Regions from separate parts of the Homo sapiens genome. Here region 1 is linked to region 2. The links are chromatin contacts, found by Hi-C in ENCODE. All regions are on one chromosome and are shown on one strand. Each heading gives the region's core, a stretch centred on a gene start or an enhancer-like site at or near the end of the contact. The rest is flanking DNA. Distances are from core to core; before and after follow the strand shown. Region 1 overlaps DELEC1 (deleted in esophageal cancer 1). Region 2 holds the start of TEX48 (testis expressed 48).

What was found. A loop is a pair of places that touch in the nucleus more often than their neighbours do. Pooled maps may share reads with other maps.
Region 1: a pooled map shows a loop between it and region 2 (4-fold over the local background). The contact joins the enhancer-like site here to the promoter of TEX48 in region 2. A Hi-C loop is called at or near these places in 1 of 168 maps with a recorded cell type or tissue (GM12878), 32 of 37 single-sample maps with no recorded cell type and 15 of 50 pooled maps.

The regions. Positions count from the first base shown.
Region 1 is chr9:115,202,040-115,207,554 of GRCh38, reverse strand. All of the region lies in intron 1 of DELEC1 (deleted in esophageal cancer 1), which reads right to left. Among named protein-coding and RNA genes, the nearest start is that of DELEC1, 63 kb to the right of the region's middle. Within about 2 kb of position 2,219, at least 2 of the 41 ENCODE cell types and tissues checked have a DNase peak (open chromatin) inside an H3K27ac peak, as active enhancers do.
Region 2 is chr9:114,680,707-114,687,178 of GRCh38, reverse strand. TEX48 (testis expressed 48) reads left to right here and starts at 4,987. Exons shown (of 5, transcript NM_001199233.2): 1 at 4,987-5,144.

The DNA.
Region 1 (5,515 bases), core at 970-3,469, 520 kb before region 2:
TCCAAATATCCAGGCATATCAGAGTTGTGGTTTTGTGAAACTAATTGTTTAGGATGAAGCTACTTTTACTGGAGTCTATTTAAAGAAAAATATTCAGAAATTGAAACATTAAAAAGACAGGTTTGGAAAAAGTTGTTAAGAATGAGTGAAATGTGGGAAACTCTGTTCTGGGCCAGACTGCTCTCTGTGTTTTATAACGAATGGCTGCAGGCTACAGGAAGCAAGATTTCTCAGAAAGCCTTAGTCAATGTGTCGGTCACCTCCCCTGGTATTTGCCAGCTCCTGCTGACACCACCATCCCCTAGCTGAAAGTCCCTGCAGCTAGAAATCTAGAAAGAAGCCCTTCTCCTAATCTCATTAGCCAAGTCTTGGTGATTTTAGTTCTTCAGCAGCCATTCCTCCCCAGTGTCCTGATTGCCCCTAATGCTTACATTCACATTCCCCACAACATTCTCACAACAGCATTCTCACATTCTCACAACAGCATCTTAACTGGCCTTCCTAACTCTAATCTCACAAGCTATCCTGGAAAATCCCCAGACAGCCATGTTACTTTCTGTGGTAGGCTGAAATGTCCTCCATCAAAGCCCAAATTCTAATCCCCAGAACTTGCAAATTTGTTACTTTACATGGCAAAAGGGACTTTGCCAATGTAATTAAATTAAGGATCTTGAGATGGGGAGATAGTCCTGGACTATCTGGGACAAAAGTTCTTGTGAGAGAGACACAGTAGAGTCAGGCAGACACGAAGATGTGGCAACGGAAGCAGAATTCGGAATATGCTTGGCCACCAGCCAGGGAATATGGAGAACCTCTAGAAGCTGAGAAAGGTACGGCTTCCCCAAAACCAGAGGAATGCAATCTGCCTACCATGTTACACATCTGATCTCCAGAACTGTGAGTCTGTGTTGTTTCAGACCACTAAGTTTCATGTTGTGCGGCAGCAATAGAAAATGAATGCACTCTCCTGTCCAAAGCCCCTCTTTTTTCTTGCCCAAAATCCAGCTTCTTAATCATTAAGTCACTCTTCACAATGGAGCCTCCCAACTTTCCAGCCTTATTTCTTGACCTCCAACCCCAAAATTAATATCAATAGCTAATATTTATTTTGTACTTAACTATATGCCAAACACTAAACCAAAATGTGTATATATATATAAAACATATATATTACATATATTTGTTAACTCATTAAATTCTGACAATAACATACAAGATAGGAATTATTATTGTCCTCCTTCTTACAGATGAGGAAACTTGAAAAAGGTACACAACTTACTTAAGGTCCAGAATTAATAGTAGTAAGGGAAAGATGTAAATTCATACCAGTTTGATTTCAGCATCTCTGTTATTAAACAGTATGTTATATCTCAACCTTGGAGTTTTCAGACAACATCCCTACTCTTTCGTATTCCTAGAAACACTGTAGAGAAGAATGAAGCCATGATATAGAATCAAGAGAAACTGAGTAAAATAGAGGAGTAGGGACTCTGAAGAAGAGGGGCTTTAGGAATATTAGAAGCAAAGTGAGATGGCTCAAAGCTGATGAGGACTGGGTGAGCCAACATTAGACATATGCTGGATTATTTCCTTTATAGGGCCCTGGACATACTTGTTGGGCCAGGAGAAAAATATTAAAGGGGAGGTATGGAGGTAGACATAGCCAGCTGAGCACGCTTAGTGCCCAAGAATAAATTTTTCTATCATCAAGTCCATTCTTCTGCCTCCATTTTTTAGGGATACTCAGTAAGACTGGTGTGACTTTCCCCATGTTACTTGAAAATGAACAGCTTAAGGAAGAGGGAAAAGTAAACCAAGAGCCAGAGGATGCCATATGGTGTGGTGATGATCAGGACTAACTCACAAACCAGACAACCTGGGATTAGTACCAGAGCTGAGTTTTTCATTCCCATTTTTCTTGGTTCTAAAACTCATGTTCTTATCCTAATTCCATGAATATTTAACAGACAAAACATGTTAACTCAGCTAACCAGAATGAAATGGATAGAAACTTCCTCTTACCTATCTTAGCTCTATAGAAAATCAGAATAAAAAATCTGATCTGGCTATTTGAGGACACAAGAATGATGAGCAGAGTTTTAAGTCTGTGAAGGATACAGTCCAAACCAGGTTCATATCGTGGTTCACTCTGCATATCTAAACAAGTTTACCCAACCTTGGGTATGACTCATTTGCTGAAGGAGACATATATCTACCTCTGACTCAATAGAAAAGAAGTAACTCTAAGACAGTAATTTCCTTAATTGGGCAAAGCCTAGGTCATTTGAAAGGGAAAGCATTCCCCAGCCTCATGGTTATCACCAGCCTCAGTCTCATATCTTCAGTGTCTTCCCTATATCTTTGTCCATCTTCCACAGAGTTATTAAAGTGATCTCTTTAATATGAAAATACTTACTGATAACTTGCCTCAATATCCATCCTTCAGTTCTAGCAGAAAACCACAAAGCCTGATTTTTTATATGGGCTCTTGACCATCCAGAGCAAAGACTGTATTTCCCAACCTTTAATGCAGCTGAGTGTAGACATGTAACTAAGTTCTGATGTATAAGATAAAAGCAGAAGTGTCTTGTGCAAGCTTCTGAGGACCTTCCTTAAAAGAACACTGGTACCTCTGTGTAACTCTCTTCTTATTTACCATTGTTTCCACCTTGTTGCCCTGATTATAGGTTTAGAATGTGAGTCTGAAGGTCACATACGGGGATGGTTGAAAAAATATTGAATTCCTAAACAGCCATCATATTAATCCTCGACTATGTAACGCCAGACTTTTAGATGAAAAACAAACTCCTACTGTTTTTAGGCCAGTATTAATTTAGAGTTTCACATTACTAACAATCAAATCCAATCCTAAACAATACGTCCATCATGCGTTTTTTGTTTAAAACCAATCCATGGTTTCCAATTGCCCTCAGAGAACAATTCTAACTCCCTTAGTAAAACCTATAAGGTCCTTGTAACCTGTATATTTAATATCATCTTTTTAGCTTCCCTGCTTATATTTTAACAAATTAACAATACCTAATGACCTGTATTTCCCTAAGTATTCCACAATTCCATAATTTGTTCTGTTTTCACTTCTCTAAACAGACTGTCAACTTCTGCTTTGAATTCCATCCTCACCTATTTGATAGAAAAGTGTCACCTCTTCTGACAAACCATCTCTTACCCTTTAGACAAACTGATGCACTCCTTTTACTCTATTCCAATTATACCTGATCAATCATCCATTTAACAATTGCTTCAACATAAATGAGGGGTTTGTTTGTATTTCCAACTCCACCACTACACTGTTTTCTTAATAGAATAATGTCATGCTCAACTTTGAAACCACATATACTGCCAGACACATAATAAATGCTCAATAAATTCTTTTAAGTGAATAAATAATATTAATCATGCAGCCATCTTATATTGTCAATCAGATGCCTCAGTATAACTTCGTTGATTCTTTAAACTATGTCTTTGGAACTTGTCTTGATGTGAATTCAGGCTGTGCCATCTAAAAGCTGTGTCCTTAGGCAACCCTCTTTCCATTTCTGAGTATCAGCTTCTTCTTCTTTAAAATAGAAGACCTACTTCATGGTACGTTAGGGCTATTAATGCAATTAAGTACATAGAACATCTAGGCTAACCTAATATTAACCCACAATCAATGGCATCATCATTTTTATCCTTTAGGAAAGTTCACATGGCTTAGAAAAGTCAATCCAAAACTGCCAGGATTTAAAACATAAGAGATGCAAGGACTCCACATGAAGAAGCTCAAGGGAAAGCCAGTGTCATAGGCAGCCTTACATAATGGAATGAGTACTGGCCTGGGCATTCTGATCTGTGATTAAACCCTGAGGGAATCACTAGAGTGCTATGAGATCATGAGGAAGTCACTTCTACCCCCAAACCTTAGTGCCCCCATGTGTACAGGGTTGAAAGTGTCCAGATGATATTGAACCAGTATCTATCCTAACTCTGAGCTGCACTTCCTTTGGCCCCGCTTCACCACTTTCATCTCATTAAACCACACAAATTTTGCCCTTAGATGGACTGCTCTGACCAAACTCCCCACAGCCTCTACTCACCCACTGTCCTATGGGAAGCAGGGTGAGTTCATTGCACCTTCAGATTTTAGCCTGATGATGCATGTTTGTGTAGAGTTGGTGATTGGTTTCATATGGCCAAAGGATCCGGCAGCTGGGGACATCTGTTTACACTTAGCACACAGACAAATTTTCCACAGTCAGGAGTCAGTGTGCTCCTGACCTGACTGTGGAAAGCAGGGCTCAGTCCCTCTGGGCTGTGTAAGTGGGAGCTTTAGACTTGTGCCCTGGACTCACATGTCAGGAAGAATAACCTAGATATGAAACATTTGAAGTAAGAAGCAGATCTCTGGTGTCTCTATGGATACAGATAAATTGCCTATGGAAATGGGGCACAGTTGGACAGGAAGCAACATATTACACTGATGAGGATGATTAAGGAAGATCCTAAAGGATGCTTTGTTCCCAGAAGGAAGTCCATGCTGCAGGAACATTGACCCACATAGAAAAGGATGACTGTCTCAGAAATAGCTTCAGAGTATGGCTTATGCTAATAATGGAAAGAAACTACTCATTCTGCATAATACTGCCCTATAGACCCATATTTTTGCTTCACTCCAGTAGACAACATGCATAGGTGAAGGAGCACTGGTCTTGAAATTATTGGACCCAGGTCCCACTGCCAAGTCTTTCATTCACCCTGTGTGTCCTTGGACAATTCCTGCTGCTTCTCTGAGCAACAGCTACCTTGTCCCAAAAAGAATGTCACATGGGATCATATTAGATTCTCCATGCAAATGTTTTGTCTAAAATGAAATAGTCTCCAGATGTCAGGAGCTGTTGTTACTATCCAAGGAATATCTCAAGATCATAAAGATAAAGTGAATGTATTTAATTTTTCTAACCAGAATAGAAATTATTTTGCAGATCCTCTAAGAGATGGCTGTCCATTTTCTACATCAGCATCTCATCTTCAGGGGTAGGTGGCCACAGCCTTACAGAAAAGTTAGTTCTGTTCTCCCTGGTGGTCGTAAATTCCTGTCAAAGTTCTCCTCTTTCCCTCATGGGAGAGCTGCCAGTCTGCTTTCTCTTCTCTGGAGCCAGGAGAACAAATGTGCTTCCTCTTTCACAGGAAGTACCTGCTGATATGTGGAAACTGCAATAGGAGAGAAAAGGCATAGACTTTGTCTGCCTTTAGTCCTAGGATCACATCCTGCTTTTCTACTCTGCATCTGTGTGACCCTGAGATTGTTGAGTAAACACAGTTAACCTCAGTGTTCCCAACTGTAAAGGGGGATAATAAAACAGACACAGTGTGGGGATGGTAAGGATTTAGTGAAATGAGGCATAAAGAGCCTGCGACCATGCCTAGCTAAGAGCAGATCTTCAGTAGATGATAACTACTAAGACATTGCTCTATTGTCTTTACTGACTTACTTTTGTGGTTATTACTGACATTC
Region 2 (6,472 bases), core at 3,738-6,237:
CAGACAGTATAAAGTGTCATCAAGGATGTGAAAAGACTGGAACCTTCAAACATTGCTGGCAGCATTGCAGAATGGTGCAGCACCTTTGGAAAAAGTTTGGCAATTCCTCAAAATGTTAAACATAGAATTATCATATGACTTAGCAATTTCACTTCTAGGTATATAGTCCAGAGAAACAAAAATATCCATCCACACAAAAACTTGCACACAAATATTCATAGCAGCATTATTCATAGAGCCAAAATGTGAAAACAACCTAAACATTTGTCAACAGATGAATGAATAAACAAAATGTGATATATCCATACAGTGAAATTTTTTTTTCTTTTTTTTTTTTTTCTTTTGAGACCGTGTCTTGCTCTGTCACCCACACTGGAGTACAGTGGTACGATCATGGCTCAATGCAGGCTCAACCTCCTGGGCTCAAGATATAAGAATGACAAAAGTAAAAAATAGTGGAAAAAAAAAAAAAAAAAAAAAAAAAAACAACCCTGGAGAGGATTCAGAGAAATGTGATTACTCATATATTGTTTATGGAAATGTAAAATGGTACAGTCACTCTGGAAAATAATATGGCAGTTTCTTTTAAAACTAAAAATTGATTGACCATACAATCCAGCAATTGTATAGTAAATTGGGCATTTATCATACAGAAATGAAAACATTTTCACCAGAAACTAGTACACAAATGTTCTCAGTAGCTTTATCTGTAATAGCCAAAAACTGCAAACCATCCAAATATCTTCCGATGGGCGAATGGTCAAAAAATCTTTGGTACATGCATTACTATGGATTACTACTCAGCAATAAAAAGGAGCTAACTACTGATACATGTTCCTCATGTATATGAGGAACAAGGAAGTTGTGCTGAGAAAAGCCAACCTCAGAAATATACATATATACTGCATGTGTCCATTTATGTAATATTCATGAAATGACAATTATAGAATGTAGAACAGGTTAGTGGTTTCCAGGGGTTAGAAATGTTGGGGAGAGGGAGTGGGTGTGGCTATAAAGCGGAAGCAGAAAGGAACCTTGTGGTGATGGCACAGTTAAGTACCGTGATTGTGGTGGTAGTTACACGAAGCTACACATGTAATAAAATTTCATGCAGCTATACACATACACACACAAATGAGTACTTGAATAACGACTGAACTTTGAATAAGCTCTGTAGATTGGGCCAATGTTAATTTCCGATTTTGATCTTGTAATATAGTAAGGCAAGATGTTAACATTGGAGGAGGCTGGGGGATGGGTTCATGGGAACTGTCTGCAGAGAGAAAGTTACAAAGTTACCTCTTTGTTTCTCTCTAAAGAGAGAAAGCTACAAAGTTACCTCTGTAACTCTCTGTGCATTTGTAATTATTTCAAAATAAAGTTTTGGGCCAGACACAGTGGCTCAGCCTATAATCCCACCACTTTGGGAAGCAGAGGTGGGAAGATTGCTTTAGCACAGGAGTTTGAGACTAGCCTAGGCAACATGGCAAGACCCCCTCTCCACAAAATTTAAAAATTAGCCTGGCGTGGTGGTGTGTGCCTGTGGTTCCAGCTACTCGGGAGGCTGAGGTGGGAGGATGGCTTGAGCCCAAGAGGTCAAGACTGCAGTGAGCCGAGTTCATGTCACTGCACTCTAGCCTGGGCAACAGATCGAGACTTTATTTAAAAACAAGGCTGGGCGCGGTGGCTCACGCCTGTAATCCCAGCACTTTAGGAGGCCGAGGCGGGCGGATCGCGAGGTCAGGAGTTCGCGACCATCCTGGCTAACACGGTGAAACCCCGTCTTTACTAAAAAAAATACAAAAAAAAAAAAAGAAAGAAAGAAATTAGCTGGGCGTGATGGCGGGCGCCTGTAGTCCCAGCCACTCGGGAGGCTGAGGCAGGAGAACAGCGTTAACCCAGGAGGCAGAGCTTGCAGTGAGCGGAGATAGAGTCACTGCACTCCAGCCTGGGCGACTGAGCGGGAATCTGTCTCAAATAAATAAATAAATAATAAAAATAAAAATAAACAAAATAAAACTTTTGAAAACCTAAATTGAATTCCCTGATTTCACATCCACAGGTGTGAAAGCTAATCCTTCACTCTCAACACCAGATAATAATAAGGAAAATTTATTGAGTGCTGCCTCTCTAGCAGGCACTACATTTACAGCTTTCCATGGCTGGTCTAATTTACTCCTCACACCAACTCTATTATTATTTCTATTTTAAAGTTAAGGAAACTGAGAATTAGAGGGGTTAATGGCTATGGCCCAGGTCATGCATTAAGTTAGGAAGGCAAGCGTCCCACCCAGGTACTCGGACCCCAGAACTTACCCACTGTGAAATCACCAGAGTAAAAATCCACCCATTTGTCTTAGCCCAGTGCATCAGGTCAAGATTTCATTATTCCCTACCTGAACCAGAAATTAATACAGAAGCCTGTTGGCCCATCTCCCCTCCCAGACCCAAAGAGAAGAAAGTAATCACACCATACATGCTTGAATGGTAAACCACCCCAAACAGAAGGCAGTTTCTTTATGCAAAGATTTTAAGTATTTTCTCCAATTTGAATATATACACATTTAGTGCTATGGGTGAAATAATCAAGCATCAACTTATAAGTAGTCAGTACCTGATATGTGTTTGCCAGAGCATATTATATAAAATACATTAATTTGGAAATACCTGTGTTGCTATCCATATTAGTCTGTTTTTACACTGCTATAAAGAAATACCCACGACCAGGTAATTTATAAAGAAAAGAGGTTTAATTGACTCACAGTTCTGCATGACTTGGGAGGCCTCAGGAAACTTACAATCATGGCAGAAGGGGAAGCAGTCGCATCTTACATGGCAGCAGGTGAAAGAGAAGAGAGCGGGAGCAACTGCCACGTATAAAACCATCAGATCTCGTGAGAACTCACTCACTATCAGGAGAACAGAATGGGGGAAACCACCCCCATGAGTCAATGACCTCCCACAAGGTCCCTCCCCCGACGTGAGGATTACAATTTTGATTACAAATCCAGAGGAGATTTGGGTAGGGACACAGCCAAACTATATCACTATCCTCAATCTTTCATTTTCTGAAACAATTTCATTCAAATGCTTCATACACATCTTTAACCTCATCTAGCACAGGTTTTCAGAATATATTATCTTCATTTCTAAGTTATTTTTTAAATAATGCTTTTGAATCTGTATATAAATAATGCTGTTCCTGAAAAGCTCATCCCAAGCTAAAAAGGATCCATTTGTATCACATCAATGAAATTTATGATTAAAAAAAAACCTCTATAAATCAGTAGTTCTTAATGCTGGCTGCGAATTAAAATCAACTGGGGAGCTGTAAAATCTATCGACACCTGGGCCCTTGCCCCCAAAATAGTGATTTTACTGACTGGGAGCAGGTGCTAGGAGTGGCATTTTCTAAAGCTCCTCCCATGATTCTAATATACAGCCTGATCTGAGAACCACCGCTTACCTGTATATAATGACCTGCACAATGGAATTCAGCAGTTCTTGATTATACTCAAGAATCACCTGGAAATTTTTGTAAACATACTGCTACCCAGTTTCCACACCCTACCAAAATTATAATTTATCTGGGGTTAGGCCCCAGGTATTCTTTGTTTTAAAAACACTTCAAGTGAATCTCACTTGCAGCCAAAATGGAGAACCTTCAATTACCATTTAAGAGTGTGGCTTTAATCATTCTGAGCAAACTATCGCAGGGACAGAAAACCAAACACCGCATGTTCTCACTCATAGGTGAGAATTGAACAATGAGAACACTTGGACACAGGGCGGGCAACATCGGACACAGGGCGGGGAACATCACACACCGGGGCCTGTCGTGGGGTGGGGGGAAGAGGGGAGGGATAGCATTAGGAGATATAACAAATGTAAATGATGAGTTAATGGGTGCAGCACACCTACATGGCACATATATACGTATGTAACAAACCCGCACATTGTGCACATGTACCCTAGAACTTAAAGTATAATTTAAAAAAAAAAAGAATGTGGCTTTACCTGTGAGCTTTCAAAGGCTGTTTAACTCACCATCAAATATTTATTAAAGGAATTCAGCACAGCTGTGGAGTCACATCACCCGCCCCAACCACATGAATGACCCCACAGCTGTGCTGAATTCCTTTGCTTTCTTCTGTTTCTATTGTATCCAGTGACCTCTCTGTGCATCAAATGATAGCACTGATTGAGAACATGTTAATCCAATGTGGCTTCCCCATATATGAATAGTACTTGGTTGTCCTAAATAAAGGAATGGAAAGAGTGCCCCATAAGCTGAGAGATTTTGTCAGGACTCCAATACAAAGTGATTCCTTCTTTTCTGAAAAATAAATAGGGAAGAAAATGTCACTTCATTTTTGCATATGTTATTAATAACTACCCTTTCTTAAAGTGCTTACTACATCTAGATACCATGTTAAATGTTTACCTGATTTCATTTAATACTTAAAAATGCAAACAGGACATATAATTATTATTATTCCTGGCCAGGCGAAGGCCACACCTATAATCCCAGCACTTTGGGAGGTCAAGGTGGTGGGGTGGGGGGGGGGGGGTCACTTGAAGTCAGGAGTTCGAGACCAGCATGGCCAACATGGTGAAACCCTGTCTCTACTAAAAATACAAAAATTAGCCGGACGTGATGGTGCATGCCTGTAGCCCCAGCTATTTGGGAGGCTGAGGCATGAGAATCGCTTGAACCTGGGAAGCGGAGGCTGCAGTGAGCCAAGATTGCACCACTGTGCTCCAGCCTGGGTGACAGAGTGAGATTCTGTCTCAAAAAAGAAAAAAAAATTATTATTATTCCCATATTGCAGAGGGAGAACCTGAGCGTGAAGTCACTTTGCCTAAGGTTACTACCCAGTGGGCGGACAGAGACAGAATGGCACCCAGATCTACAGCATCCAGTGTTGTACTGCCCCCTTCTGGCCATCCTCTAGGTGCTTCCTGAGGCCCCAGGACTTGTGCCCCAGTATACAGTCTGGTGGCCAGCATGGCATCGTGCTCAGCAGAACTTCTCCCTCCTCCTCGCTGTTGTGGTCCAGTCCAAACATCCCAGCCCCAACATTCCCTGGTTCCCCAGCTCTGTGACATCACAGACAGCCTTCTGTCTACTCTGCCAGCTGCAGGTGAGTGGGGCTCACAGTTTAAACCAAAGGGCGGGAGGTGATAATTTTTCTGTACTAAAAGGCACAATGTCCCCACCACTCCTGGACACCTATTCATTTTGCTCCAAGAAGCAATCCCCATCCTTCATTTGCTCTAACCTCACTGTTTCTCTCTCTCTCTGGGTCCCAGTCTCCACCTGTGCTGAATGACCTCCCCCACCCCCGCCCGCAGCGCCAGAAGCCTTCCTGTTTGACCTCATTCATCTTTCTTCTGATCAAAGTGCAATGGGGTCACTAGAGACCTGAAGTTCATACCCACTGGGGACAACCCAAGGGCCCTCTTCTTTGGTTTCTGCTTCCCTCTAGAGGGGGTCACTGGTAGTGCAAGAAGTGCCACACATCCCCTAGGCATCTCCCTACATATTCATCAGCATCAGAACCTTCATCTGTATTTATTAAGCCTTTACGACACACCAGAAAGCTGTGCTAAGCACTTTCCATCATTATTTAATCCTCAGAACTACCTTCTATTGTAGATACTATTATTCTCATCCCCATTTTACAGGTCAGAAAACAGAGATTCAAAGAGGTCATAAATTCTAAATTTCCTAGCTAACAGTAGATCTCCAAGAATTATACCCCCAGAGAATGTGCTTGTAACTGATACACTGCTCTCCCTAAGAGCCTTTTCATTTCTTGAAGAGGGTTCAAAAACTCAAAGCTCTCTGCTGTCAACACTTAGAGGAGAAAGTGGTTCTACTACCCTCTTTCTTGCAAAATTTTCTAGTAAAGATGTGGAGAGAGCATCAGCACGGGGTGTCAACAAACCTGCGCTTCAGATCGCTGCTGATAATACGGACGATCTCCACGGTTTATTTTTAATTGAAAAAAATCAAGGTGCAAAACGTGGTGTATAGTAAGCTATCATTTGCATTAAAAAGAGAGAAAAAGAGAATTTGAATAACTACATTTTCTTGTATATCCATAAGCTGCTTTGGTGGAAGATGCCTGCATTCACTACATGAAACAAAAACTGAATTTATTTCTGGTTAAACAAGGGAGAACTGTGCTTGTATGGCAAAGTCTCTGAACAAAGCTCATGGCTGATGCATAAGGGGCTTTGGGAGGTGTTGAGTTCGTGGACTGGTGGTGTTTCAGAGGCAGCAGTGTTTAGGAATGGTAGACCTTTAGCTATGAAATGTACCTACTGGCATGTGTCTGTTAGAATGGTTACCAAGGGAGTTTCATTAATAGATTAAATGAGTGTCACACAGGTTCTGGGGATTCGTTGTTACCGTGGTTACAGGGCAATCCATCGTCACCTAGGAATGTGGGAGCTTCTCTTTTTA